6 separate regions of the Homo sapiens genome follow, and all the other regions are linked to region 1. Evidence: chromatin loops called from intact Hi-C (ENCODE). Cell type or tissue: PC-3. All regions are shown on one strand.

Region 1 (5,000 bases):
TCAGTCTTGTTTGTAGTTGGTGCCATGAAAGCCTATGTTCCTGGCCCTGTGTGCCGCTGGCAGTGAGTCATTCTTGCAAATAAAATATAAATAGGTTGATACTCATTGTATACTTTATACAAATTCTATGAGCAGTGTTCAAAAAAGTAACGGGTTTTGGATTCAAAGTAAATCCTTAAATTGACAGTTTCCAACCCATGATTCTGGGTAGTACAGTTAACCCTGCTAGGAGATCTATTATTTGAATACTCCTCAATAATGTTCTCTGTGTTTTCCAGCATTTGAATATTTGCTATAAACCCCACTTCTTGTAAACACTTCTAAATTTAATAGTTCTCATTTTTTAAACAAAGGCTTCAGATACTTGTAATAATGAGTAAAGAATATGAAGAAGGTAGAGAATATTTTAAGAATAAGATTTTGAGAACAGCTGGTAATTCTGATTTCCTGTTTCTGCATCCCAAAGATCAGTATCTGTCAGGAATTTGGAAACACTTGTTGTTCCTCCAGTCCAAATACACACACACACACACCAGCCTGAAATACAGTTTCCCAGCTATCCACCTGGTTTGCTCCTCTCTTTCCTCAGGCGTCCGCTTCCTCAGGAGGGCCTTTCCCAACCACCCTGTATAAAATAATTATCCCCATCTCCACACTCCCTACCCTCTGTCCCCTCAACCCTGCTTTATTTTTTTATGAAGAAGAGAGATGACATTATTTGGATTTTGATATTAAACAGCTAGGTTATCTTAGGTAAATACATAAGCTTTTGTGGGCCACAGTTTCTTCATTTGAAAAATGAAGTTGGACTAGTTTTGCAGTGCTTAACTGCACAGAGCATTAGAATCACCTGGGGAGACTTCATAAACTACACAACCAGGGGTGTACCTGAGATCAAATGAATCTAGGCCTTCTCAACTTTAATGTGCAGACAAATCACCGAGGAATCTTGTTAAAAATGCTGATTCAAAAAAAAAAATGTTGATTCAGTATCAGGTGAGACCTGAGACTAACAGGCTCCTAGATGATGCCAATGCTCCCCGTCCACCGACCGCTGTTTACCTAGCGGCAAGACGAGATCATTGCCAAGTGCCTGCACGGTTCTCATACACCATAAACGAAGGCCATTCTTTCCAGTTTTTAATTTGGTGACTAATAGTGTCCACTAAGAAAACAATACCTTCCCAATTTCTCGGGGGGGGAAGGGGCTGAACTAAGAAAAAGCGGACCTATGATTACTGCTGTTTTCATTTTTTTAACTGTTGTTTTTAAAATGCAACATAAGATGCATATAAAGCAAGTGAAAATAAAATTCGGGTTCCACGTAAACTTTGTGTCTCTTCACTGTTTGTAACCTTTCCAGACTAAGTCCCTATTGACTATATTTGCATAAAACTATTTATCTCATTTTGAATTGTTTTGTCTCTGTGTCACTCTCACGTGTTTATTTACCTCCTGCTGCTTCCATTTTGTAAACTGCCGAGAGGCTGTGTGTGCCTTAAGGGCCAGCTTTAATAAATTGCATTTGTTGTGTATTTGTTTTTAATTTCCCCAGATACTTCTGTGTCAGCTATTGCAGGTGACACCCTCAAAACAGCACGGGGATATAAGTCCGAGAGCACCAAATGTCTATACTGTGTTTTCTGCAGTTCCATTTTCAAAAATCGCAAACACATCCTGGAAAGTGTTGTGCCCTTCAAAGTCATTCATAAAAATTTCTTCTAGAGTCAAGATATTTGAAGCTAAAATTTCCCTGGTCTCATTCCAGGTTGGTGACATATGGCAGTGGCAGTGTTAGTTTCGGAGTTAGCTTTTGTTTTTGTTTGCAGTCTCTCCCTACTCTTGACATCCTCCTTCCGAGTGGAGTCAGATTTGAATGAATGAAAGCGAGCAAGAGCATTGTTTGCCATCTGGGCACCAACTACCATTTCAGCCTTGTTGCCCCGGTTGCCCTTTCCTCACCATAAACTTCAACCGAATGTAACAATATGGTAGGAGAGGGATCTCATTAAGCCTCATATCGTAGATTCTACACACTGGATTTTGTGTATAATAGCCATTCCTACTGGAGAGCAGATAATAGTGTTTACCACTGGATAGTTCCCATGTCCTGTGAATCTATGCTTAGTGTTATTGAAAAACTGCATTTACAAAGTGTTTCAGACTTGCCTTCCAAGCATCATTTCACTTCATTCATAACATTCTATGAGTCGGCACTAGTATTACCTGGATTTAGAGTTGAGAAGCAGAGCACCTAAAGGGTAAGTAATTGTCCCAAGGTCGTTGGGGAACTAACTGGCACCGGGATTCCAACCTAGGTTCCAAAGCCTGCCCTCCATCTCCTCAGGGGTCCGAATTCTAGAAGAGGAGATATTTGTGTCCACTAGATGGTGCTGATTGTCCTCTTAAAAAAAAAAATTGGCAGCCACTTTCAGAAACACGTTCCTTTGGATTTTAGGTGTAATTCAAGAAACCACTGAACTGAAGTATCTTGTATGTCTGAATTGTGCCTGGATGCATCTTTAAATAGCCACCCAAATAGGAAAAGTGAAAATTTGATCTCAAAAAAACTGCATTTTTTAAAATGTTAGTACCTATAAATAATATCAAAAAACCATGGTGACTTTGAGACTCTGAAAATTCTCATACATCTGTATTTACATTAAATCAGTAGACTTAAGAAGAAATACATGTTTTATTCCATGTACCCCTTTTATACCAACTGTACTCCCTCCAGCATCTCCCAATCCTGCTTGGCCACAATGCCATCCATGCCAGCAAGGGTCATGAACAGGGAAGTAAATAAAGCCTGAAAAAAACAACAATCAGATTCTGGAACAGGTAACACTTTTTTCTTTTTCTTTTTTTTTTTTTTTTTTGAGATAAAGTCATGCTCTTTCACCCAGGCTGGAGTGCAGTAGCACAATGATCATGGCTCACTGCAGCCTCAACTTCCCAGGTTCAAGCAACCTCCCACCTCAGCCTCATGAGTAGCTGGGACTACAGGCATGCAACACCATGCCCGGTTGAATTTTTTTTTTTTTTTTTGTAGAGGTGAGGTCTCCCTATGTTGCCCAGGCTTAATGCTATTATTATTGAAAGTAAAATACATGTTAAGTATATGTTTCATATGTGCTTAGTACCTTATTTTAGTACATTTTTTAGAACTTAAAAGCTGTGAAATAAACCCGATTCAAATGGGTTGTCAGATTTTGTTGTTGAGAAGGATCAGTTCAGGTGTTATTTAAAATATTGATTCTAGTCCCTATTACATGATTCAGTGGGTCTGGAATGCAGACCAGGAATCTGCATTTTTAACAAGTCCCTTGGTGCTTGTGGTACAGATGAACCACTGACTTCAAGTTAATGTTTTAGAGGGTAAATAGTGGTGAGGACATTGCTCCTGGAGGCACCATGGAGCCCCCTGCAGCTGTTCTACACGGAGGCTGTGAACAGTGACATCCAGCACTTCCTTTGTAAACAGCAGGCTAGAGACTGAAAAATGCTCTCCCTGTAGAACTCTTTCCCTCCTCTCCCTGTCTGCTGTGGAGTGCTGCACAGAATTAGCTGCTGGTCAGTGGATGTCTCCATTTTTTAAAAGATCAAGCTTACAACTTCTCAATGCCTATTGGTCCAAAAACAGTGATGACTTTAGGTTTGTTTTCAGTTAAAGAAGTTAGATCATGTATTGTCATATAACTATTCAACTGGCTCGAGCGATCCGAATGTCAACCTAGGGGGCCACAAACTTCCAGGACATTGTGAAATTGTGTAAAAATCAGTGCACACATACACACACACACACACACATAGCAGTGCAGCTACATGTTTCTGGCCTAGAGGGTTGTTTTTAAAGATAGTAAAGTAAATCAATGAAAACGAAGGTATGTTATAATATCCAGAGTCATTTGCAGGGGGAAGGTGTCATGTCAAGTGGGCCCTAAAGCAATCAGCTCTGCCAAGTGAGTCATTCTCACCAGAAAGGAGAAAAAAATCGGTTTCTCTTCTTTTCTAAGGAAATTCCCTCAAAGTAACAGACTGCTTAACTTTCTCATGATCTTACTGGCTACAAAGTTTGGTCACCCGCAGCAACTCTGTACCTGTAAAGATTTAAAGAGTTGGCAGAAACTTCCCAAGGCCAGCTGCAGTTTCAGTTGCTGGATGCCCACTGAGATTAGTGTCTCGCCCCTGTCAGCTGAATGGATGTGACACTGCTTGCGCATAATGGCTGAAATTGCACTGCAACTATCAATCCTGGGCTGAAACCAACAGATTCTGAACATTGCCCATGCATTGGGTTTCATGCTTCATGCTTTCAACCTACAGGTAAGCTTGTCTCTGAGTCCAAAACCTAACTTCAGTATTGAGCTTGGTCTCTCTGATCCCATAGGGGTTTGTTAGTTTGTTGTTTTAAATTGGATCTCCTGATCTGTGTACTTGGTTGAGGTAAGCAGGTCTATGCAAACCTACCCCCAAAGGCCAAGGAAGCTGAGAGGCCAATGAAAGAAGCTGACAAGTCCAGTTTCTCAGAAAGAAACATTCAATAAGGGCTTACAAACAGAAGCCATGTCTCTGGCGGCCAGAGAGACAGTGGATCCCCGCAACTGCCCTCCAGAAAGCATCTTTTATATAGCAAGATTTTAGGGAAAGATGTGCAGCCAGTCATGCCTCAGGCCTTCTTGCAAAACTCATGACCCCTGGGGTGGTTAGATAAGCATCTCTATGAGAGTTTATCTATGCTACAGGAACACATTGGTCATCTTGCTATGCAACAGGCCGTTTTCCTACAATACTAAAATGAAGCTTTAGTATATAGTTATGTAAGCCTTCATTATTATGTAAACCTTTGTACATATTTTAACAAAAAATAAAGGAAGCTAAAATAATTAAGATGCCATATTAGAAACATTCAAATCAAATATTTAGGGTGTTAAGCAGCAAGGTAAGGAAATGATTTTTCTCAGAGTTAACATCTCAGACATAAAGAAATAAGAAGTAAA
Region 2 (5,000 bases), 89 kb after region 1:
AAATATCTGTGTGTGTGTGTGTGTGTGTGTGTGTGTGTGTGTGTGTGTGTGTGTGTGTGTGTAATCATGAGAGTAATAGAATCCAAACAGTGCTTTAAGAAAATAACTTTGGTAACAGTAGGAGAAATGGCTTGAAGAAGCTAAAGATCAGAGAAATGAAAAACAGTGAAGAGTCCATTCGAAAAATACAGGTGCTGATAGCTAACATATATTAAACATTAAGCACTATACTTGTATTGTCTTATCTGATCTTCAAGACAACCTCACAAAGTAGGTACTATAACTAACCACATTTTCTGCCTGAGAAAACAGAGGCTTAGAGAAGTTAAGCAGCTCTCCCAAAGTCATAAAGCTAGTGGGTGGAAGGAACAGGTTCTTAAGTCAAGTTTGACTCCAAAGCCCAAATTTTTACTACACTGTTTCTCAGGTAATAAGGTCTGGACTACAGCAGTGGCAAGTGATAATGGGAAACATTTCAGGGGCAGAATCAATTTGGGAATGAGAAAGAGGAAGAGAGAGAAATCAAATATAACCAAAAATACCAGCTGTGCGCAGGTAGGGATATCACAGGCCAAGATGACAGCATAGAACCGAAAACTACAACACTGGCTGCAGCAAATGAAGAGCTAATCTGTGAATTTCATGGGTGACCTAGGCTCATACATTAGCACCTCATTCTATGAGAAATTAACCAGCCATGGGCTAGTTTTTCTTTTCTTTTTTTTTTTTTGAGACTAGTTTTTCTTATTAATATATATTCAATAGAAGGTGAAGTAGCTTCCTAGTAGACCAACCAAGTGGGAGACACTGACACTTATCTATGGGCACCCTGCACCTTCACCATCACCACAAGCCAGCCCCCACGATTGTCAACCAGTCATTTGTCTTTCATCTTATTCTATTCTTGTCCCCCTTTTGGCCATTCTATTCATTAACTACATCTTTATCACCAAGCAGAAAAGTACAAAGTCAGATGGTGAAATTCAAGCTGATAAAAATTTGCCCCTGCTAAGTGTTTCTGATTAAAGATTTTCAAGGGCAGGTTTTTAAATTACTGTGCAAAAAGGAAATCTATGAAATCAACTAGCCATGCTTCCCCCAAAACCTAATGACATGAAGAACTCAAAATGTATTGCACGAAGGTTAGGTATTGAGAAGATGTCTGTAAGTCTCAAGTGACTTACGTAAGTCTGCAGTCTCTATATGAGTTTCCACCAAACAGGTGGGTGACACTTCAGAGTTTCAACACCAGTCATCCTCCTCTTCTTTTCATTGATCTTCCTTAGATTTGGGCATCTTTTTCCAAAATTGACCTGTAGTGTGGTAAGTAACTCCCCTCAATAGTAACTCCCCAAGAGTTGACAACCCCTCAGGGGTTATGTCAGATGCTTACCAATGACATCTCACATGGATGATCTGCTGATGGGAACAGTCATAAAGCCTGTGATACCATCCATTTTCACCAGACCAAACCTTCTCATCTTCTCCAAATATTAGCCTAATTGGCATCTTTTTTTTATATTGACAGAGCTTTATGCAATAACAAATTCCAAAGTTCTTCCTTCTCCTCAGTCACATTTCTTTCATCTTGCTATGTATTGTTAGCTGCATTGAAACAGTAGTTTACATGTGTTACATGGTCTGCAGTTTGTCATTCAGAAACAATCTGGTGTCAAGTGATTCTTCTCTTGCATACTTAGGGAAGTCATCATTGTTGCTTCACCTTTTATCATCTTTACTTTCTTAAAAGTCAATAAGACTTGGAGTAATAGAATGTTTCTTATTATCATTGCTTTCCATACACCTTACATGAGGTTAATAATGTCACAAAAATGCTTAAAAATTAACTGCAATTCCAGCTGGGTGCGGTGGCTCATGTGTGTAATCCCAGCACTTTGGGGGGCCAAGGCAGGTGGATCACCTGAGGTCGGGAGTTCAAGACCAGCCTGACCAACATGAAGAAACCCTGTCTCTACTAAAAATACAAAATTAGCTGGGCATGATGGCGCACGCCTGTAATCCCAGCTACTTGGGAGGCTGAGGCATGAGATCACTTGAACCTGGGAGGCGTGGTTTGTGGTGAGCCAAGATCGCGCCATTGCACTCCAGCCTGGGCAACAAGAGCGAAACTCCATCTCAAAAACAAAAACAAACAAACAAAAAATTAACTGCAATTCCAGCAAACGTGAGTCTACCATAGACTAACAACAGAACATGGAGCCCAGTACACAACCAATACTGCCATCTGTTGGTGCCAGGCAGAGTTCACTCACTTTTGTTTGGAATAATGGCTTTGTTTCTACCTGTCAAAATTAATAGTTTCAAAATTCCTAAATATGGGAGCCACTATCTCGCTTTTTGAGCCTGATAAAAGCAAAAACCAACCGTTTCTAAAAATGTCTTAGATTATCATGACAATACAAATTGGAATTTCTATTGTTTCTTTGACTACAAAGAAATAATTTGTTTGGTAAGGTGTTTTCAGATAAATACTTGTCTTTGCAGAATCCATGCTAGATGGACAAATATTTTCATATCACTCTTGGAGCTGACACTTTAAAGCATTCCTGGAGAACTGCATATGTTCTCACATACAAGCAAAATTGACTCATTTGTAAATATTGAGCTTTTCAATGCTATCTATTCATAGACAATCGGCAGTATTAGGAAGCCCACTGGATCAAGAGTCAGCAAACAGATTCTTATCCAATCTGCCACTCAGTTCCATGAGCTTGGTCAAATCCTGACTTGCAATTTCTTCATGTAGGAAATGGGGTTTTAGTGCCGAGCCTCCTTACCTAATGGGTATGTTGAGAAAAGTGAATAACATATGTGAAAATGTTTTTAAAATCATTAAGTATGATAAAAATTTAAAATACTCCCTTTATCATCTTGCTTAACTCAAAGAAGTTTCTTCCACATACACAAACCACCACCTGTCATCATCTGACTTATTTGGTGTGTACTTTTTTGCAATATTTTGTAATCTATTTTTATTCCTCCCAATGTTTAACTCATATATATATATGAGTTTAAATATATGTATATATTTAATTTACATATATGTATATATTTAATTTAAATATATATATGTATTTAACCTGGGTGTGGTGGTACACACCTGTAGTCCCAGCTATACAGGAGGCTGAGGTGGGAGGATCACTAGAGTCCAGGAGTTTGAGACTGCAGTGAGCCACGATCCTGCCACTGCACTCCAGCCTGGGTGATCCAGCCTGGGTGACAGAGTGAGACCCTGACTCAAGAAATACATATTTTTAAAAAAAGAAGAAGAAGAAGAGAATTGAGCAGAAGAATAAAAATAAATGCTTCAGCTGCATAAACATATAACTTCTTTCATGGTCCTACTAACATATATTCAAAATTGATAGTAAACATGTGAAATAAATAGCAGATGCTACACTTCAGGGAGAATTTCAGGAACCTCTTTTTCCTTTGAACTTAAATCCATTGCTACTACCCTCTTGTGCACAGCGAACTAAGGCCTAATAAAATTGGATTTAAACACACCTTCTCTCTCATCTTCTTGCATACAAGATCAGTATGAGCTGCAATTCTCAAAGTGGTGTTCTACCAGTTGTTTCAGTGAGGGATATAATGTTAATGATGTTGATGTTTATGTTAATGTTTATAATTTAATTTCTATTGCTATTATTATGGAATGGCCTATCCAGTATCTCATGAAAGCTATTATTTTTCTTAGCCTATTTTCTGGTAGTAAATTTTCACAGTGAGAACATGGCAAAACCCCCTCTCTATAAAAAAAAAATACAAAAATTAGCTGGGTGTGTAGTCCCAGCCACTTGGGAGGTGGGAGGATGGTTGGAGCCCAGGAGGTTGAGGTTGCAGTGAGCTGAGATCCCACCACTGTACTCCAGAGCCAGACCCTGTTACAAAAAGAGAGAGAGAGAGAGGGAGAGAGGGAGGGAGGGAGAGAGAGAAAGAGAGACAGAGACAGAGACAGAGAGAGAGAGAGAATGAAAGAGAATAGGTGATCTACATTATCTTCTGTTCCTTCAAAGTAGTCTTAGAATCAGGGGGAAAAAATAAGGTTACTTCTTCAACTCACAAATAGAGCCTTCTTTACTAGTTCCAGAGCTTGGCTGCCTAATTTGTTCAATTTTATTTTATCCTATTTTTCTTAATAAAGCAATTAAAAGTCTCATAAGAAAACCCAATTATTGAGTCTAGCAGCTCTGAAACACCTAAAAAAATCCATGTTGGTCCTCAGTGCTATTTATATCCTCCCTTCTTTCATTCCCTAGTTTGCTGTCTCATCAGGCTTGGGAAGATCTCTTTTATCAAAGTTACTGTTGCCAGAAAACACAAAAACAAGATGGAGGACAAAGCTAAGAGGAGAATAAGTTTCTCCTCTCCCCCAACCCCAGCCACACTGATACGTTTAAGTGAACATCCCTGAACACACTCATTTATAGTCATATTCACCCCAAATTCCCCCAAATCCAAATGTAGGCAAACACAAAAGATGTTCCATCAAATGTGAGCAAATATTTTTCTAAACATTTTATTGCCTTGTATTAAATTAGCATTCACCTATGAACTAGGTCGCAGATGCATCAAGCCCAGGACTCCTGGCTCCTAATCACATGCTCTTCTTCTTCTTCTTCTTTTTTTTTTTTTTTTGTTTGTTTGTTTTGAGTTGGAGCCTTGCTCTGTTGCCTAGGCTGGAGTGCAATGACGGATCTCAGGTCACTGCAACCTGCACCTCCCGGGTGCAGGCAATTCTCCTGCTTCAGCCTCCCAAGTAGCTAGGACTACAGGCAGACGCCACCACACCTGGCTAATTTTTGTATTTTTTGGCAGAGATGGGGTTTCACAATATTAGCCAGGCTGGTCTCAAACTCCTGACCTCAAGTGATCTGCCCGCCTTGGCCTCCCACAACACTGAGATTACAGGAGTGAGCCACCGCACCCTGCCCCAACTCCATGCTCTTTCCATTACTCATGCAGTATTTCCCAAC
Region 3 (5,000 bases), 100 kb before region 1:
ACACCTACGTCTAACATAATACTTAATGGTGAAAGATTGAATGCTTTCCCCCTAAGACCAGAAACAAGGCAAAAATGTCCACTCCCACCACACCTACTTGACATTGTACTAGAAGTTCTAGCCAATGCAAGAAAAAAACTCAAGGAAAAGAAATAAAAGGCATGCAGATTTGAAATAAATTAAGTTGTTCCTATTCACAGACAACATGACTGGCTATGGAGAAAATCCCAAGGAATCAAGGGGAAAATAATTTCTAGAACTAATAAGTCATTTTAGCAAGTTCACAGGATAAAGTTCAACACAAAAATTAACCATTTTTCTATATATACACTTCTTGTATACATAGAAACCAAAAGAAAAAACACACATATTAGAAACCAAGAAAAAATACCACTTACAGTGTTACAATTTATACTTAAGTACAGGTCTCAAAAAGCACATACAGGATCTACATGCTGAAGATGACAAAATGCTGCTGAAAGAAATGAAAGAAGACTAAATAAATACAGAGGCATACCATGTTGATGAATTGGACAATTCGGCATAATAAAGCCATCTGTTCTCACCAAACTTATCTATAAATTTATGCAATCCCAATAAAAATCCCAGCATGATTTTCTGTAGGTACAGACAAGCTGATTCTAAAATTTATATGAAAAGACAGAAGAACTGGAATAACCAAAACAATTTTGATAAAGGAAAAATAAGATTGGAAAAATCATATAAGCTGATTTTAAAATTTAATATAAAGCAACAGCAATAAAGACAGTGTGGTATTGGCAAAGGAACAGACACATGTGTGTCTGAAATTTTTCATCATAAACAATTTTTAAAAATAAAATTTAAAATAAACCAAATATAAGGAATCTGGAAAGGTCACTGAGGCACATGCGGAACATTATTAAAAGGCTGGAGAACAGACACTACAGCTGTGATTCCTGCCTGTCTCATTCGCTCACTCAAACTCAATGCTTGGCATAGAGCACATAGTCCATAAATAGCTGCTCAATGAATAAAAAGTGAATGACGCACCAAGGGAAATCTTACTCTTTTTCCTTAACCCTATAGAAGGAAATAGCACCAAGAATCCTAATGAATTGATCTCCTTAATTGAAAACCAAATAGAGAAAGCTGCTTTAAAAATAAATTTTATTTTAGAATGTCAAATCCTAAAATAGAATGTCTTTTCCTAAATACCCCAGCCTACACTGCTTTCTCTTTTATGAACTCCTCTAGTAAGTGGCCTTAACATTTCTTAATCAAATACAGTGTTAAACTGTCCTCCTGTGTGTGGTGCCTGGGCTTTACCATGTGGTGAGGATGGAAATAGCTGACTTGTATTGATGGAGTTCCTGCCATATATCCTGACACTGTTCTAAGTGCTTTCCACTCAACCCTGCAAAGCAAGTTATTAGTATCCCCTCTCCCAGATGAAGAAACTGGGGCATAGAGGGTCAAGTAACTTCTCCAAGGTCACACAGCTAGTCCAGGGCAGAGCAGGGACTCAAACACAGGCAATCTGGCTCCGTACTTGCCTCAGTACTGCCTCTTCTGAGGACCTTGAGAACCCAGACTCCTACAAATCACACTATTTTTGTGTATTTTTCTCAGCAATGTCCACCTAGGACAAGGTTGGGTATGCAGCACATACTTTAAAATCTAAATGACTGGTGTGCTATCTGGGCTGCATTTGCAAATTCCAAGAGCATCTTTAGGGAAAGTTTTTAGTTAAAGTTTGTGTTGTTCTGAAGAGCCCTCCTGAACTTTCTATAATGTTTTAGTTAATTCCACCATGAGGATTTCCATGACAAAAAAAAATTGTTCATGTGTGATAAAGATAAAATGTTAGTACTTACCAGATGTTAAGTTTTTAATGTAAATATTGCCCAAAATAGATACCAAAACAAGACTAGCAAAGTAAAAATCCTCCTGGGGAAAATTATTTTATATCTCAGTGAAAGTCCTTTCCTATAAATCCCCCCGCCATCCCCAACAAACACACATAGAAAGCCTTTGATGGCAAAGGAAACCTCAAAGATGTCTTGCACTGAGAAAACAAAACATACAACACCCTCCAGGAATTCTGGTCCTTCTTAAGATCTCTATCACTAATTGTTTTGGAAAACCTCAATACAAGTATATGTTTCAATTCTGGGTTACATGTAGTTTAAGGGTAAAGAAAAGAAATGACTGTAGTCAGCCATCCATTGCCATCTCTCTAATGAGGTATGTGCTTACTGAACACATCTCATCTGAAAAAAAAATTTTTATACAAAAGATGAGTTTTTCTATTGATCTTTTTTCTTCTACAGCATTCTACTAAAGAGAGATTAATCCCAAAACAACAAGAAAGGCCTTTAATGAAACCTCACAGCAGCTGGCCATCACCCAGGCTTTAGCTGTGTCCCACGATACACTCCAGACATTCTGCATGCTCTCTGTACATTACATGTCAGACCATTCCAATGGAATGGGAAACTATGATTACACTATAATTTTAACATTTAACCCAAGTTTTTGCTGACATAATTAGCTAAAAATATTAGCAAAAAGGGTAACAAGAGCTGTCCAGTTAACAAAACTAATTTCAAATAACAAATTTGGAGGATGATAATTTCAGTGACCACAAAGTAAAAGTAAAAACTTTATCCTATCAAGGACAGCAATAGGCTAACCGAATTCACCACCTATAAGGGGATTCTCTAGGAAACCCACCACGGGTACCCAATTTCCACTGGCAAGAAAGAGAACACAGACGTGATTATGTGACCACTAGGTGGCACCTTCACACTGCTTCATCTCAAAACCATATTTCCACCTCCACTATGGCCTTCCCAAAGTATTAGCAGTATAAAATTCAAACCCAGGTGCCTCACTTTAACAAAAAATAAATTTAAAAAATGAGAAAATACATTTTCAATTAAAAACTTTTCCCATTAATTTCTACATCTAAGGCTTTGGTGTATAATCACAGAAGAATATCTCACCAAACTGTCAATATAAATTGGTATTCTGACTTTATCGCCCCTTGGCAATGCATTGTTCCAGTATTACAATGTAGAACTGAGATAAATTTGTAGCTTCAACTATATGTGTAACTGAATTAAAATAATTTCAAAAGCCCTGTGAGCAAAGGCTGTGACTAACTGAAAAAACAAATGGTGGCCTCTAATACTTCTTGAGTCCCAGCCTATGACGGCAAGTGTCAAGTAATCCTGCAGACTGGGTAGAATGTATATCATTTCTTCATCCCTTTCAAATAAATATATTGAAGTTTTAAAAGATTTTTTAAAACAGGTCTAGATTATGACCTTGTAGGATCTACAAACAATTAGCAAATTCCTCAAGACTTGGGTGACATTATTAGATTCAAAGGGAAAGTCTGAGTAATGGGCATTTCCCTTATTTGGAATTATGTTTTATGTTTTGTTTGTTGTTGGCAGGAGAATGGGGCAGACAGTTCTGCCTACTTGTCTGTATCTATTTGCAAAATATCATCCCAGTTTCAGGTAGCTACAAATGGCTGGGTCCCAAGTAAACCTTTTAAATGTGAGGTTTCTCCTTGGCAATCTCAATCTCTCCTTTTCTCTCCAATCTGTGTCCTTCCCTGCTTTGCAGCCTCTTACTCAATAACACTCCTGCTTTTGACACCCAATGCCCTTTCACCTTTCTTTCTTTCTTTTCTTTTCCTTTTTTTTTTTTTTTTTTTTTTTTTTTTGAGACAGAGTTTTGCTCTTGTTGCCCAGGCTGGAGTGGGAGTGCAATAGCGTGATCTTGGCTCAGTGCAACCTCTGCCTCCTGGGTTCAAGCAATTCTCCTGCTTCAGCCTCCCAAGTAGCTAAGATTACAGGCATGTGCCACCACACCCAGCTAATTTTGTATTTTTAGTAGAAATGGGGTTTCACCATGTTGGCCAGGCTGGTCTCAAACTCCTGCCCTCAGGTGATCCACCCGCCTTGGCCTCCCAAAGTCTTGGGATTACAGGCGTGAGCCACCGCACCCAGCTTTCACCTTTCTAAACTGACTGAGGCAAGCGTCTAGAATCAGCCATTTCTATTCTAAGGTAAACATGAGCCAGTCACTTGCAGAGTTGGTCCCTACCTCCCATCTGGTTCCCTGGCACTTTGTATCCACCTCTTTTTCAGGCCTGAATACCTCACATTGTAACTCTCTGTCTACATGAGGGCCTCCTCTACCAAGCTAAAAGTTTGTCAAGAAAGAAGACCAGGTCTTAATCTGTATGCCCAAAACCTACCCATGGTGTTTGTAAACATTAAGCCCTTAATCAATGCTTGTTTAATGAATGTATCCTCTTGCCTTGCCTGATTTACATTTTAAGCCTCTTCTCTAACTGTGGAAAGACTTTACCTCTACCTAACACAGGAGTTCTTAATTTTAGAGTTCAAGAACACATTTTTATGTACATCTATATGAGCATTTTTCCAGGAAAGAGGTTCACAGCCTTAATGAGATTCTTAAAGGAATCTCTAACTCCCAAAATTTGGAACCAAACCAAGCCAAAGAACTTCAAGCACTAGGAATCAGAAGAGAGGCATATTATTAGGCTAAGGGGCCTGCCAAGCATCCATGGAACTATATTGGTAGGAAGCTACCAACTCTGCTTATAGGTAATCTCTCTGAATACAAAGTAGAAGTAGACAGACTAGTCACTGCTGACAAAATCAGACCAGTCGATGCAATCGTATGCATTCACAAAATACACACCTAAAAGAAACCACAACTTCAGGGAGATGACAATGATCAGAATACAGATGCTCCTCAACTTACAATGGGCTTACATCCTGATAAACCCATTGTAAGTTGAAAATACAGTAAGCCAAAAATCCATTTACTTAATACACCTAACCTACTGAACATCATAGTTTAGTCCAGCCTACCTTAAACATGCTCAGAACACTTATATTAGCCTACAGTTGGGAAAAGTCATCTAACACAAAGCCTATTTTATAATCAAGTGTTGAATATCTCATGTAATTTCT
Region 4 (5,000 bases), 240 kb after region 1:
ATCTGGCAATGTATGGAGACATTTTTGGTTGTCACAACTGGGGAGTTTTACTGGTATCTAGGAGAGGCCAGGGATACTGTGAAAACATCCTAAAGGGTACAGGACTACTACCCCCCAACAGAGAATTTTCTGGCCTAAAATTTCAGTAGTACCAAGATTGGGAAATCCTGGCTTACAGAAAACAAACCTTGCTCTGTTCTTCTCATGCCCCCACCCCTTCTTATTTGCACCTAGCCTTAATAAATTCACCATTAGGTGTTTCTGAGGGAACATAATGTTCTGGAAATCACCAGTATTGGAATTATAGATCTAAATCAAAGACAGAGGTTTAGAAGAGAAACCAAGAAATAGCCAAGTAGTGAGTATGGGGGAACATTACCAAGACACTTAAAAGGCTACATGGGATTTAGTTTTAGCAGGGAAAGGTTCAAAGTTTTTCCTCCAGCAAATGATTATTTCCCTGTTTTCCCAAGATAGAGTGCTGTTGTCTCTCTCAAAGGCTATAAATTAATTCACAGCATTTGAAAGAACATCCATTCACGGCTTTTTAAAGAATATCTTTATTTACCAAATGTTCTCCTGTGGGTGGTTGCCAAGGCTACTGCCATAATGAAGGTGGGGCTGCTGTTATTCATGTTTCCTTGTATTATGAGGGGGGCGGAAAGAACACCCATTATATTTCATTGAAATCAGCTTATTGTGTGGATCCAGGATTTCACGCCCAGCTGAATAAATCAGAATGTTTTCCTTAGGCATTTGTTAACTTAAAAAGACATCCTTTATAATTTTTACTTGCTCTTGACCAAAGCATAACTAAATGCAAATTTTTTGTTTTTGTTTTTCCACCAATAACCAAGAAGATGTTTTTATATTTAATGGAAAAGTGGCTCACTATACATGTAGTTCACTGTAAGTTATGTGTTGCTTGTGCCTTATTGACTGTTCTTTAATTGTTTTTGTTTGCTTGTTTTTAGAGAAGCTTCCGATAATCTTGCAGTGCAAAATCTGAAGGGGTCATTTTCTAATGCTTCAGGTATAATTACTAATTATAATCTGAACATAATGATGCTTATATGTTTGCTCTAAGCACTTATTACTGTAGCTAACTGCTTGTGACACTGGAAATCTATTTTTAAAATAACATATACGCAATAAATTGTACCACATGGGATGCATCCCTATGCTTTGAAATCCACATCCTAGAAAAGGATAAAACAACTGGAATTTAGCTGACTCTTCTACTCTATCTCTTATTTTTACAAGTGATTTAATCTTCCTTTTACTCAATTTATTGTACAAGTGAAATGTGTATAATTTTCCTGGAGATTTTCCTCATACAGAGGATTGAAGGAAGTATTTTGAAATCCCTTGAAGAAGGACACTATACACATTTTGTTTTCGTGAAAGCCAAGAGGGCACAGTGGTGATAGTTATGCCTTTGCTTTCATCACCTCTAGCAACCTTACTTCTTTTTTAAAGAAGTGTTCCAATTAAGGCCATGAGAAGACATATTTGGCTTTTAACAGAATTGAGTCTTTCCCATTCTCTTCTGTTAGCACTAACTTTGTGTTGCCATCAGATTTCCAATTCTTGCAGGAATTTAAAGAAGTATGCAGGTTTGGTGATATTCAGCTTGATTTTCTTAGGCCCCTGAGGTTTTGATGACTCCTGTTGCCTCCCTGCCCCTTCCACCACCCCCCAACCCCTGCCTGAGGAGAGAAGCATCAAAACTGCTGGGTGTTGGGGTTCTGGGCTCCTCACCTATCCGGTGCAGATGGTTGTAGGGATAGAAAACACAGCCCAGTCGTGATCTAGCCCTTAGAATCACGACAGGATGTCTACTAATAAACTCTGCCATCTCTCTGTAGTATGTTGTAGAAAGTGGGACCAGATAAGGCCATAAATTCTGAAACTCTCTTGGTCTCAGGTTTGTTTGAAATCCATGGAGCAACAGTGGTTCCCATTGTGAGTGTGCTAGCCCCGGAGAAGCTGTCAGCCAGCACTAGGAGGCGCTATGAAACTCAGGTACACTGGGTCAGGGTTTCTTTGGCTTTCTAATATGAGTTACAGAAGAGAAAAACAACAACAGGAAAGGAAAATAAGATAAACATGGAATTTCTTGGAAATATTTTTTCCAAGAAAAAAATTTTTCTTCCAACTTGCCTAACTGGGTGGCTTCTGGCTCCAGGATTCCCATCTGTCCTTCAGAGAGGGGCCATTGTGCACTGTGGGCACCTCAAGGCAGCTGTTGTCAGAGTGACTGCATCTAAATGAAAACTATCTAATCTGGCTCTAAAGGTAGTTGAGGTTTGTTTGTGCTCTAAATAGCAAAGTAGAAGAGGCCGATGACAAGACTTAAGGCAGGCTTCTCATTCCATACATGGTTTCGGCATTTGCTATATGCCTACTGGTGTGCTAAGGGCTGTGTAAAATGTAGAAAACATTAACATGGCCCCAGTCCTCAAAAGAGTTTATAACTTAGAAGCATATGCATTATATAGAGAATAATAAAAGCAAATAAATATAGGCCAGGTGCGGTGGCTTATGCCTGTAATCCCAGCACTTTGGGAGGCCGAGGAGGGCGGATCACTTGAGGTCAGGAGTTCGAGACCACCCTGGCCAACATGGTGAAACCCTGTCTCTACTAAAAATACAAAAATTAGCCAAGCGTGGTGGCAAACGCCTGTAATCCCAGCCACTCGGGAGGCTGAGACAGGAGAATTGCTTGAACTGGGGAGGCAGAGATTGCAGTGAGCCAAGATCATGGCACTACACTACAGCCTGGGCAACAGAGCAAGACTTTGTCTCAAAATAAAATAACTACAGTAGAACACTGAGTTAAATTTATAGAATATGAATGTTAGAGTATGCTGTGGACATATGCAAAAGAGTGAGTGTTAAAAGAGAGCAGTCAATTTTAGAAATGTAATCAGACTGAAATACAAAAATCAGGTACTTTATTTTTGTAAGCTCTTCTAGCTGTTTCTCAGGATTTGGGTGGAAACCTATTTTTCCCGTCTTCCTACTGCCTTCATCACCTACCAAGTTTCAGTTCTCACACCATGTCCTCATTGCTGCCACCTCTCCCTTTTTCCCAATTTAGCTTCATACTATCATCTCTCTGTCTCTGTGTGCACTGTTTCACTGCGCTACGCCTTTATAAGGAATCATTTCAAAATTATGAAGAGATAATTGACAAGGATTATTAAACAAATGGTCAAGATAAGTTATAAAAACCTCATTTCCCCTGAGATCATATTGCTAGACACCCCTTTCTGAGTGGATTAAGAGCAAATCTTCTTTTTTTTTTTTGAGACAGAGTCTCACTCTGTCACCCAGGCTGGAGTGCAGTGGTGCAACATCAGCTCACCACAACCTCTGCCTCCCATGTTCAAGCGATTCTCCTGCCTCAGCCTCCCGAATAGCTAGTATTATAAGCGCCGGCCACCATGCCCTGCTAATTTTTCTATTTTCAGTAGAGACGGGGTTTCACCATGTTGGCCAAGCTGGTCTCAAACTCCTGACCTCAGGTGATCCCCCAGCCTTGGCCTCCCAAAGTGCTGGGATTACGGGCATGAGCCATCGTACCCAGCCAAGGGCAAACCTTTAGACACCATTTGGAATCCTTTCTAGGCTTTGGTATGTAACCCTGTGATTGTATCCTGGGATAGGAAATAAGATGGCAAGAAAGATGGCTTGGTTTAACATGTTCTGAATTCCATTTTCTTACTATTTAGGTACAAACTCGACTTCAGACCTCCCTTGCCAACTTACATCAGAAAAGCAGTGAAATTGAAATTCTGGCTGTAAGTGGCTTTCTTTAGTATTTTGAAGGTGGCTTCTGTCCATACTGTCAAAGTAGTTGCCTCAGGGTTCAGAGCTTTTTTGCTCAGTGTCAGCAGAATTTGGATGCAGGCCTTATTGTGATGTGAACTACACGCAATTTAAAACTATTAAGAACTAGGGGGAGAATTTAAGGTTTTTTGTTTCTCCTCTTTGTTCCTCTTTAAGATAGAGGAAAATGAAAACAAAAGTCATTTTCCTACATATATCAGGCCTTTGCCTTGCTAAGCTTACACCGAATACATGTAGCAGCGTCAGACCTTTCGGGTGTGGTGTAGAGGGACAGGGAGTACAGTTTCCACTGCTTATTAATTCTCCAGGGCTAAGATCTTATCACTGCACAGTTCATTAAGCCCTTTTACAGCACAATAGCATCTCAGACTCTGCAAACCCTATTCATACTGCTGCATTTCACGTGACACTATGGTCACAAGGCAGTATTGTGCTGCTGAGAGTTGATGTACATTTGTGTGTATTCACAGGTGGATCTACCCAAAGAAACAATATTACAGTTTTTATCATTAGAGGTAAGCAATATGAACTCTTCTGCACTGTGGCCTTTAAGATCCCAAATCTTTGCTATTAGTTTGCCAAAATACTGAAGACGGCATTCATTAGTGATAGTATTTTTCTGGCAGCTGCAGGAATTTAGTAACATTTTTCCTTTTATGTAACATATATGTTCCTAAATCCTATGTTGAAGGACTCATACTTTTCTAGTGACTTTATTTTTCAGATACTTATTTTATTAAAAACAAAAAACAAAAACAAAAAAACACATATACTGCTTTTACTATGTGTCAGGGTCTGGCAGGCCTTGTTGTAAGCATTTTACAAGTAGTAACTCATTTAATCATTACCACCCCAAAATGTAGATACTGTTATTATCCCTTTACAGAGTACGGAAGTAGAGAGGTTAAATATCTTACCCACAGTCACCCAGCTAGTAAGTAGTAGAACCAGGATTTGAACCTAAGCAGACTAGCAGAATCGGTGTTCTTAACCACTATACTATACTATCTCTCAAACCTCCATTCCAGCTAGGGAAGCTCATTTGCAGATTAGTACTATACAAAACAAAATCCTTTTGTAAAAATTAATTAGGTCCTTTATAAATATATATATATTTTTACAGGTACATCCCTTTATCATCAAAT
Region 5 (5,000 bases), 430 kb after region 1:
GAAACCCCATCCTACTAAAAATACAAAATTAGCCAGGTATGGTGGTGCATGCCTGTAATCCCAGCTACTTGGGAGGCTGAGGAAGGAGAATTGCTTGAACTCAGGAGGCAGAGGTTGTGGTGAACTGAGATCGCACCATTGTACTCCAGTCTGGGCAACAAGAGCAAAATTCTGTCTCAAAAAAAAAGCCAGAGGCCGGGCGCAGTAGCTCACGCCTGTAATCCCAGCATTTTGGGAGGCCGAGGCGGGCGGATCACGAGGTCAGGAGATCAAGACCATCCTGGCTAACACAGTGAAACCCTGTCTCTACTAAAAATACAACAAGATAGCCAGCCGTGGTGGCAGGTGCCTGTAGTCCCAGCTACTCAGGAGGCTGAGGCAGGAGAATGGCGTGAACCCGGGAGGCAGAGCTTGCAGTGAGCCAAGATCATGCCACTGCACTCCAGCCTGGGTGACAGAGCGAGACTCCATCTCAAAACAAAACAACAACAAAAGCCAGAAAGGGCTGGATGCAGTGGTTCACATCTGCAATCCCAGCACTTTGGGAGGCAGAGGCAGGAGGATCTCTTGAGGCCAGGAGTTCAAGACCAGCCTGGTCAACATAGCAAGACCCTGTCTCTACAAAAATAAAATAAAAGCCAGAAAGAACCTTTTGAAATTGCTTAGTTTAGTTGCTTACTTTAGTTTCTGCATATTTTTTGTGAGGAAAATGAGATCCAAAAAAATGGAATGTCCTACCCAAAGTAACAGTGAGTGAGTAGCTGATTAGAGGGCTAGGACACCTTCATGCATGCTTCTTTTTATTAATCTATGAGACATTTTTTCCCTATGCCTCCAAAGTTATATAAATATTTTACAATTACACTGGGCATGGTGACTCACATCTGTAATCCCAGCACTTTGGGAGACCAAGGCAGAGGATCACTTGAGCCTAGGAGTTCAAGACCAGTCTGGGCAATATAATGAGACCTCATCTCTACAAAAAATTAAGAAATTAGCCAGGCATGGTGGCACACACCAGTAGTCCCAGCTACTCGGGAGGCTGAGATGGGAGGATCGCTTGAACCTAGGAGGCAGAGACTGCACTGAGCTGAGATCGCACCACTGTACTCCAGCCTCAGTGACAAGAGTGTAGACCTTGTCTAAGAAACCAAACAAAACACACACATGCACACACTTTACATATATATATAAAATACATATGTATATTTTATATATATCAGAATCCACGATCCCTATAACTATATATATACTATATATATATATATATATATATATTTTTTTTTTTTTTTAATTATAGTATAGTTTTATGGTGGCCAAAAAAGGTTGGCTCTTGTGCCAAGGAAAAATGAGAGCAATTATCAATTTTAAAGTAAAATACATAGATCATTCTGTGCCGTGGAGGTATGTAATTGGAGTAGTTAAAGACTGTATTTAGGAATATTGCACCAATATCAGGAGTTTGAGGGAATTAATTGAGAAAAACAGACAAAAGGAACACATGAAAACCCACTCTTTTCATTTATAAACAGTTCCTATGTCCCCTTGGAGAATAGCATTATTGCATAGGATAGATAAACCCAAGGAAAACAAAATTAATTGATAATTAATTAGTATTATAAAGATTTTTTTAGTAAATAACTGGAATTACAAGTAAGAGTAAGATAAAATATGGTGTTTTACAAGAAATTTTACAATACAGATAGGACTTTATAAAACAGACTTGCATTGTTTTCCATTAAACTCTGGAAGGAAGAATCTAAACAATACTTGGAAAGCCTATCTGGAATAGTAAACAAGAAAGGCTATGACACCTATAAAATTTTAATTTCCTCCATCATAATTCCTGTCAGTGTATAAATCATTGCAATTGTATGTGTTAATGTGTACAGTACAGGGAAGAAGCCTGTGCTCTGCTTCCATACTTACTTTATATAATATGGAAGCTTGATAAATGTTTAATGGTGGCCATGCACCGTGATTGAAATATACTTTGTGTCACCAAAGTGGTGACATTCCTTCCGCATTGGGTGGACACTGCCACTGCTCTGTCTTACAGGTGCATTTTCAAAATTAACCACTGGAGGGAGTTGTTGGCATAGCTAAGATGTACCCAAGGTACCTTTTTTTTTTAAAGACCAGCTATGCAGCTTCTTTCATGGCCTATTTTTATTATCTCCTTCTCTTAAATCTGGGCTCAGAATCCACGATCCCTATGATTGTAACAAGAACAATCAAGCTTTGAAGATAGTGGACTTTTCCTACAGTGTTGACCTTAGGGTGCAGCTGGATGTTTTTACCCTCAGCGGCTTTCGGACTGTACAGATCCTGGAAGGACAAAAGATCCTGGCTAACTGTTCTTCTCCCTACCAGGTAAGTGTAAAACAAGCCTGAGCAAATATGGAGAGGGTTTCTTAATCTCTTTATTATCTAGATAAGCTATAAAAGCTACTGTTTACTGATACCGACTCCTAGAATAGATGACCTAGTTTTCAAATATCACCAAGTCAAGTAAAATGTAACATTTTTGTGTTACAGCATTGAAGAATATACACATACATGTGCAAACACATGACTAACTCTGTAACCGAGTGCCAGGGCCACTCCTACTGCCTACCACCCATGTAATCTTTTATAAGTCATTTTCTGTGATCTTCTCTGTAAAATAGGGATAACAGTCTCTGCTATGTGTTTATCAGAATTGTTATGAGGAGTAAATGAAGTAATGTATATAAAAAGAACATTAGCACAAATGTAAAGTCTTTTGTATGGTGGCATTATATGCAGAAATTCCTTCTAACTCAGCTTTAGACATAAGACATTTGCTGATTGAATATGTAGCACAAACCTGAACTAATCATGTGGACCCCATTTAGATCACAGCTGGAGTTCATGCAAACTCAGTAGGTCTACAAATTTGAATGTGATAGTCCAAATATTTCATCTTTTGTTCTTAAGGATAATTCCTAGAATTGGCTCTATTGATCACTTCTTTGGAGAGCTTCTCCCTTTACTGTAAGGGTGAGGAACAGTCTACTAAAATGTATGTCATAAAATAAACTTAGTTAAGCACTGTAATACCTTTCAACTTCCTACCGAAATAAGCTGCCATGGTAGAGGCAGAGAATTATTTTAGCTGATGGTGCTTTTTGTGATTTCAGGTAGACCTGTTTGGTATAGCAGATTTAGCACATTTACTATTGTTCAAGGAACACCTACAGGTCTTCTGGGATGGGTCCTTCTGGAAACTTAGCCAAAATATTTCTGAGTAAGTATTGATGAATGTCAGGGTCTCTGCCTGTCCCAATAATTTTCTGTTTCTCTTGGGTGCTATCTCTGCTTTGGCAGCCTTAGTTTTTTAATCCAAATGCCATGGTTCCAGTAGTTTCAGCCAGTTTTCATTAGAGTATCAGCAGAGCAGCTAGTGCAGGAAAAAGGAACTGCTTACTAAAAATAAGATTCAAAACTATTCAGACTTCAGGACATCATTCTGAATCTAGCTGTATCTTCCAGACTACAGCTATAGTATGGAAGCTTCCCTGTTTAGATATGTGAAAAGAAGCATTTCATGAGAATAATTTTCTAACTAATTGGTGTTAGCCTTAAATTCCTTTTTCTTTATTTATTTATTTTTTGAGACGGAGTCTCGCTCTGTTGCCCAGGCTGGAGTGCAGTGGCATGATCTCGGCTCACTGCAACCTCTGCCTCCCAGGTTCAAGTGATTCTCCTGCTTCAGCCTCCTGAGTAGCTGGGATTACAGGCGTGCGCCACCATGCCTGGCTCATTTTTGTATTTTTAGTAGAGATGCGGTTTCACTACGTTGGCCAGGCTGATCTCGAACTCCTGACCTTGTGATCCGCCCGCCTCGGCCTCCCAAAGTGCTAGGATTACAGGTGTGAGCCACCGTGTCTGGCCTAAATTCCTTTTTAATAGCAATTATTACCAAAAGTTAATAAGCATCCTTTGAAAAGACTTACATTTCTAAACTATATGCTAATTTTAGGCTATTTTTTATTTAATAAGTGGATAGAACCAAACCAGATAACTGACTCTCCTGGAGAAGAAGTAAGTGGTCTCTTAATAAGCACTGCTTGGTCTCAGAACCTTAGTACTCCCTCAAGCCTGCTCATAAAACTTACTAAGTCAGCCGGGCATGGTGGCTCACACCTGTAATCACAGCACTTTGGGAGGCCGAGGCAGATTACCTGAGGTCAGGAGTTTGAGAGCAGCCTGGGCAACATGGCGAAACCTTGTCTCTACTCAAAATACAAGAAAATTAGCTGGGTGTGGTGGCACATGCCTGTAATCCTAGCTACTTGGGAAGCTGAGGCACGGGAATCACTTGAACCTGGGAGGCAGAGGTTGCAGTGAGCTGAGATCGCGCCACTGCACTCCACCCAGGGCAACAGAGTGAGACTCCGTCTCAAAAAAAACTAAGTATCTACGTTCCACTTTAGCTTATCTTAGCAAATAAGTTCCCAGCCTGTCACCTATTGTTATATTCTTTGGTTAAAAAAAAAAATGAGTGTTGAAGATTTAATGCCCCTTCTCTATTTTCATCTTTGAATAATTGAATTGTACTTTTCTCTTCATTTAATTCAGAACTTGGCCAGTGTTGTCTCTTACATGAACTTTTAAAAATAGGCTTGAAATACAATGTAAGACATATAGGATGGATATAGGCATGTCCACTTGGCTATGGTCCAGGCAGGTCTGGCTAACACAAGCAGAAACAAGTGGGGTCAGTTGGGGTTTCCTAACAGCCCTGCCTTATCTAATAAGGGAAGTTTCTCTGATCAAAAGAAAATAATAAGAAGCAAAGGTACAAACATATTAAGCAGTAGTTAGTTTAGTCAAGCTTACGATTATCAGAGAATTGTAAAGAAGATCCACTACTGGGGTAGGAGAAAGGAGCTGTAGCCTTTTTAATGACCTAGACTCTAGGAAAGTTAGAGGAAATAAAATTCCTTTTTCTTCTATTTGTAGAAGAAAAGTGCTAT
Region 6 (5,000 bases), 320 kb after region 1:
AAATGAAGCAAGCTGCCTTCCACGGAGCCCGCTAGATGAGTCTAAAAGAGCCACAGCCACTGTGTCCTCCCATCCTCTCCAGTACCAGGACTGGAAGCTGTGAGCTGGGCTCAGCCGTAGGCCTGTACAACCACGGTGGAGTGAATGGGCAGGAAGGAGGCCAAGAAACTGAAAACAAGAATCAGAGTGAGTCCACACATGGACTGAAGGGGAAACTCGAAGCCAAGTTTCCACCAAATAATCAAAGGAGAGAGTAAGAACTGGAGCTTAGATCTATTATCTAAGCATAGGGCCACCCTCCCTTCCTGATCACTAAGGGACTGGGAGGACTTACCAGGCCCAGACCTGGCCCCAAACTGTCCTTAGAACTCCTTGGCAGAGGGCACTAACCATATGTAACCCGCAATGTCCTGTTCTTAGGAAAGCCAAGGTCAATTCCTCTTCCCCTGGCACTGGTAATGGTTTGACCCTTAAGTCAACCTACCAATAGCTCTCCTCCGACCACCTGAAGCTACCCTTCTAACCTCGGAGTCTGCCCAGTCATGGTCAAGCTATTTATTCCCTTGATTTCCTCGCAGTCAGACACACAAACACACATTCAGAGCCAGCTGGGCTGGGGACACAGTCCCAGAAGTACAGAATGTGTTCGCTTCCAGGTGGCATGCCTGTGCTTCAGCTGTGGCTGTACCAGCACGGATGCAGCCTCAGGCTCCTCTCCCAGCCTTGGCAGCCATCCAGAAAGCCAGCCCGAAGAGGAAGGGTTAAGTGCCTGGGGACCCAGCCCAGACAGCGGCTGCTGGAACAGGGAAGGCAGCCTCCAGGCCATGGCACAGAGGGCTCCTCCAGCACGAGCCTGCCAGCCGCCGCCTTTGTTGATGGACTCTGCCACATGCTCGGCTGACACGTGATGCCCCGCCCTGGCGGGGCTGGTGCCAGGCTGCCGGCCAAGCGCCCGGCTGAGCGCCCGGCTGGCCGCCGGTCTGGGGAGCCTCTCCGAGGTACACTCTCCGGAGTCCCAGACCCTGGTTCCCAGACAGAGACAGTGAGGAGCGGCCTCCCCAGCTGGAAAGTGTCAGGTTTCAACCGGTTCCACCACTTTCCCCAACTCAGGCCCCATCCCTTGGCCTGGTTACCCGTTTCCCACTGTACCTTAGCCAGGCACCCCCCAACTGCCCAGTTTCATTGCAGCACCCGGAAAATCTTCCTCTTAGGTCCGTGAGGGGCAACCCCTCAGCCACGGCCATAAGAAGAGACAGGTTGTCAAGCAGAGCTGCAGAAAGCCATCCTATTCCCAGACTGTAGCCTCTCCCGAGAGGGCTCTTATGGAACATGAATTGAGACTGGGCAGTTAACCAATGTGGAGCTCAGAGATGAGGGCAAGATGCTTAGCCAGTTAGGCCCCTCCTGCCCATGGGAACCGCCATAACCAAAACTCTGGGACAATATCCTTGAGGTCTGGCAGAGACAGAGTTGCTGACAAGAGGAGAGAGGCAGGCCCTGGCCCCCAAGCCCCAGCAGACTCAACCCTCCTCCCCTAAACCCCCGTGCCTACTTGCTGCACATGAAGCCGGTGGAACTGGTCTGCAATGCACTGAAGCTTTCGGGCAATCTGTACCTCTGCTTGATGTTGCCACTGCCCTTCGGGGGGCTGCTCCCCAATGGGCAAGACTGCTGGGAAACTGGCAGGGAGAGGAAGCCGATAGCCAGCATTGCCTGCAAAGATAGAGGATCCACATCTCAGCATTCTCCACAACTGCTCCAACCTCCCTACGCCTGCCTGACCTGGCCAAGATTGGAGGCTGAGGGTAAATCCTCATATGAGAAAGGATAGGAGCCAGCCTGCCTCTATTGGAGCACTCTGCCAAGCTTGGACAGCCTGCTGCCCAAGTGCATAAAAGTTGCAGAACAGAAAGAATGGCCCCAGCCTTCTCTTCGCTTCTCCATTCACTGACAGTGCCATGACAAAGGGCAGGTGGTAACGTGTGCAGGCGAACATGCCAGCCTTCCGTCCTTATTTATCAAGCTACCCTTAACCACAGTTGGTTATTCACGTAGTAGCAGGTTGAAGCTCTTCTCTGGAAAAGCACTGGAGGTAGCTCTCCAGTTTCTGGGTTGAGCAAAGTAAGAGGCAGAGCAAGAAAAAATCAAAAAGTGTCTTCACTTTTTTAGTGCAGTAGAGTAAGGCTGGTCTCCCGAAGCTCCTGGGCAGCAGCACAAAAAGAGGGAGAGAAAACTGAGACGCACAGAGCTGCCAAGTTGCTCTCCGGAGACAGCCCCAGGCAAGACCTCTAGACCAGCGCTCCACACTTACCCAGTGCACGCGTTAGAACCACCGCTAGGGGCGCCAGTCCGCCGGGCTCCTCGCTCCTTTCCCTCTTCCCCGCCTGCCCGCCTTATCCAACTTCTCAGACTCCCGCCAGAACTGCTTTGCCAGAACTGCCCTAAGGGGCAGTTCCCTCTGGGAGTAACTGCAGTGTCTCCTCAATCAGCTCGTCAGACACAGTAAGCCACGCTCCTAGCCTTTACCCTCCCTCCATAAGCTGCAGTGCTAATAGAAGAAAACAGACTGTCTAACCCTGCCCTTTTGCCAGAGGAGGGCATATTTCTCATAAAACAAACTATTTAAGCCCACAAATGAAGGGGTCTTGTCTTAGCCTTGGAAGCATCCCCTCTCCTGGCATTGGGCCCAGGCAGGCCCAACCTCTTTCTCCAGTTCCCCTTTCACACACAGAAAGTCCCATGTGGCAACTGGGGGCCACCTTCTGCCTTTGGGAACCCTCCCTCCCAGAACCGGCTGGGTTTTTCCCTTCATTGTCAACAGCCAGTCACAGATCCCCCAGACTTCTCCAGGGCAACAGGAGCCACTTTATAGTAGGCAAGTCACTGCTAGGACACTAAAGGCCAGGCCACTCAAGGGGCACAAGATGTAAAAGGAGATACCATGGACCCAAGGATCCCTCCAGGAGGGGACAATTTGCCCTTTGGGGGGTCTGAGGCACAGGTGAGGAGCAATAACAAGCCGAGAGGCAGCAGGTGGAAGTCAAGGAATCAACAGCCCCGCTGATCACTTTGGGGGAAGGAAACAGCAAAGGGCAGGTTTGGGGAGGGAAAGTCCCCTCTTTTCCCCCAGTCTCTATGGGAGGAGTCTTGAGGCTGAGAGCACTCACCATAAAAGAGTCGCTGGGGTTCCTCAGTCACCCCACAAGGCAGCATGACACCTTGGCTGGGGGAGGCTGGGCTGAGAGTCTGGGTAGCTTTGTCTTCCTGGCTGGTGGGTCGAAGGCCAGGGCCACAGCAGTGGGTGAGAGGGAAGAGCTGAAGTCGGCTGAGGGGGCAGTCCAGTAGGCTCTGGGCAAACAGGTCAGCAGAGAGCAAGCTCCCGGGTTGGGTCACCGGCTCCCCATCCTCTGGTTGGAACACATCATCCTCCAGCTCCTCCACACACTGAGATGGCTCCATCTCTCCTGTGAGGGGGCAACGCAGGCATCTGGGCTGCTGCCCCACCAGGGCCATACCTGGAAGGACTCCCCTTCCCTTCTTCCTACCATACTCCCCCTTCTTATTTGAGCTGGCCGGACCACATACTGATGACATACAACCCTGGTAATAAAGCACTGCTAAGGGTGACATTCACTCCCCAAATGTGGACTGCCTGAATGTTCAGGGGCTCTCCACACCTCTTCCCTGGGCCCGCCTGGAACCACCCTTTTTCTTGATCACGTTTTCTGACCTAGGCCGGTCACAAAGTTTGACTCTGAGGGTTGTGAGCAATAGCAGGAGTAGAATCAGCAGCTATATGCATGCAGGGTACCTGGGAAAATATAAACAAGACTAGCCTCTGTAAGTTGCTGTCAAGGGTGCTGTGACTGGCTATACATACAGTGCTCACAACACACACACACACACACACACACACACACACACATACAGAGTCATTGTCCCAAGGAAATTCTTATCTCAGTCTGAGCTGAGCTCCAGGCTCAGCAGCAAAAACAAAAGCCAGCAATCCTAGGACAGCCAGGTTCCCTCCAAACCTCTAAGCCCCGCCCTGCTGCCCATCTACTCTAATCTCCACCCCTTGCTTGCACAACACAACAAACAGGCTCTGCAGTGTGGTAAGAATGTGTCCTGGGAGAGGGGATAAAGACCCAAGCTAGTCATTGCAGCTGCCGTCTCGGCTCTCTTTGAGCAGAGTTGAGCTGTCTGCCCACCAAAGTTTGGCCTAGAGGGTAGGTCCAGCCTCTCCCAACTAAGTCTCCTCACTAGTCTCCACGACTTCAAATCCCTGATTCCACAGCCTCCCGCTCCTGCCAGCTCTGAACCTGAGACTGGTACAACTGGTCTTACAGAAGGAAGTGAAATTCAGCCCTCTCCCTGTGACCTCACTCACTGCCTATACTGCTGAAGTTATTGATATGAGTTTCTTGGTGATAAAGAAGTTCCTCTTGCTCCACCTGATGGCTCTTGAAAGTCTGAGCTTGGAGCTACTCAGCATCTTAAGCTTCCAACCCAGCTCCCTACACATACCAGGAACTGCTTAGGGCCCCTGCAGCAGCCAGAAGCAGCAACCACCTGAACAGCTAAGGATAAAAAGAGATGAATTTCATTCTTGTCAGACTCAATTAGAGATTCCTGGGGGTTCTGTCCCCTAGTCTCTTGCCTTTGAAGAACAAGCCAAATGGTCTATGGATTGGTGAAGTAGCTAAAAGAATCTCAGTTCAATTCAGAATGCTGCCTTTGCCAAACACAAGCTGTGAGCTGCTTGCTTGGGCCCTGCCTTCGTCCCATCCCATCCCTGTCCCTGAGCTGTCTATGGTCCTGTCTGTGCCCTCTTCCCTGGAGAATGAGGAGATGCCTGCTAGGATGGCAAGCAGCCACGTGGTGTTCTTTGGACCGTGTTTCCCAAGTGTGTGTGTGTGTGTGTGTGTGTGTGTGTGTGTGTGTGTGTATGGGGAGGGGGGTGAGGTGGTGCACTCCAGCTTATTAACAACAGGAAACAA

What was found. Peaks named below come from ENCODE experiments on the same cell type or tissue, not always from the same donor. Only the 100,000 strongest peaks of a DNase experiment are listed, where the experiment ranks them.
Region 2: a loop joins it to region 1, with 13 times the contacts of the local background. A loop is called at or near these places in 66 of 110 quality-filtered maps.
Region 3: it touches region 1 in a loop (8-fold over the local background); 3 of 110 quality-filtered maps call a loop at or near these places.
Region 4: a loop joins it to region 1, with 3 times the contacts of the local background. A loop is called at or near these places in 43 of 110 quality-filtered maps.
Region 5: it touches region 1 in a loop (23-fold over the local background); 5 of 110 quality-filtered maps call a loop at or near these places.
Region 6: it touches region 1 in a loop (8-fold over the local background); 22 of 110 quality-filtered maps call a loop at or near these places.

The regions. Positions count from the first base shown.
Region 1 is chr15:39,784,289-39,789,288 of GRCh38, forward strand. LOC105370941 (a long non-coding RNA gene) reads left to right here. Exons shown (of 1, transcript NR_135665.1): 1 at 1-1,329. Among named protein-coding and RNA genes, the nearest start is that of FSIP1, 3.9 kb to the left of the region's middle. In PC-3, a CTCF peak has its summit at 2,358 (motif pointing right); DNase peaks (open chromatin) are centred at 43, 1,063 and 2,403; H3K4me3 peaks cover 2,362 bases; H3K27ac peaks cover 1,923 bases.
Region 2 is chr15:39,872,905-39,877,904 of GRCh38, forward strand. All of the region lies in intron 1 of GPR176 (G protein-coupled receptor 176), which reads right to left. Among named protein-coding and RNA genes, the nearest start is that of GPR176, 45 kb to the right of the region's middle. In PC-3, a CTCF peak has its summit at 2,250 (motif pointing left); a DNase peak (open chromatin) is centred at 4,967; H3K27ac peaks cover 329 bases.
Region 3 is chr15:39,683,448-39,688,447 of GRCh38, forward strand. The region is part of intron 10 of FSIP1 (fibrous sheath interacting protein 1); the gene reads right to left. Among named protein-coding and RNA genes, the nearest start is that of FSIP1, 97 kb to the right of the region's middle. In PC-3, a CTCF peak has its summit at 2,761 (motif pointing right); a DNase peak (open chromatin) is centred at 2,784.
Region 4 is chr15:40,028,432-40,033,431 of GRCh38, forward strand. It overlaps EIF2AK4 (eukaryotic translation initiation factor 2 alpha kinase 4), which reads left to right. Exons shown (of 39, transcript NM_001013703.4): 34 at 975-1,033; 35 at 1,928-2,025; 36 at 3,738-3,806; 37 at 4,326-4,370. Among named protein-coding and RNA genes, the nearest start is that of SRP14, 8.2 kb to the right of the region's middle. In PC-3, a CTCF peak has its summit at 2,010 (motif pointing right); no DNase peak of the experiment used is centred here.
Region 5 is chr15:40,215,295-40,220,294 of GRCh38, forward strand. It overlaps BUB1B (BUB1 mitotic checkpoint serine/threonine kinase B), which reads left to right. Exons shown (of 23, transcript NM_001211.6): 21 at 2,202-2,373; 22 at 3,162-3,268. BUB1B-PAK6 (BUB1B-PAK6 readthrough) reads left to right here and starts at 2,134. Exons shown (of 10, transcript NM_001128629.3): 1 at 2,134-2,373. All of the region lies in intron 1 of LOC107984763 (a long non-coding RNA gene), which reads right to left. In PC-3, CTCF peaks have their summits at 2,071 (motif pointing right) and 2,284; a DNase peak (open chromatin) is centred at 2,067.
Region 6 is chr15:40,102,628-40,107,627 of GRCh38, forward strand. It overlaps BMF (Bcl2 modifying factor), which reads right to left. Exons shown (of 5, transcript NM_001003940.2): 3 at 3,168-3,464; 4 at 1,553-1,713. The coding sequence starts at 3,459. Among named protein-coding and RNA genes, the nearest start is that of BMF, 3.8 kb to the right of the region's middle. RefSeq lists enhancers at 610-1,174, 1,175-1,740, 2,965-3,014, 3,235-3,284, 4,855-5,000 and silencers at 2,273-2,465, 4,281-4,575. In PC-3, CTCF peaks have their summits at 2,346, 2,546 and 4,479 (motif pointing left); DNase peaks (open chromatin) are centred at 1,034, 2,344, 4,094, 4,354 and 1 weaker place; H3K4me3 peaks cover 1,707 bases; H3K27ac peaks cover 4,252 bases.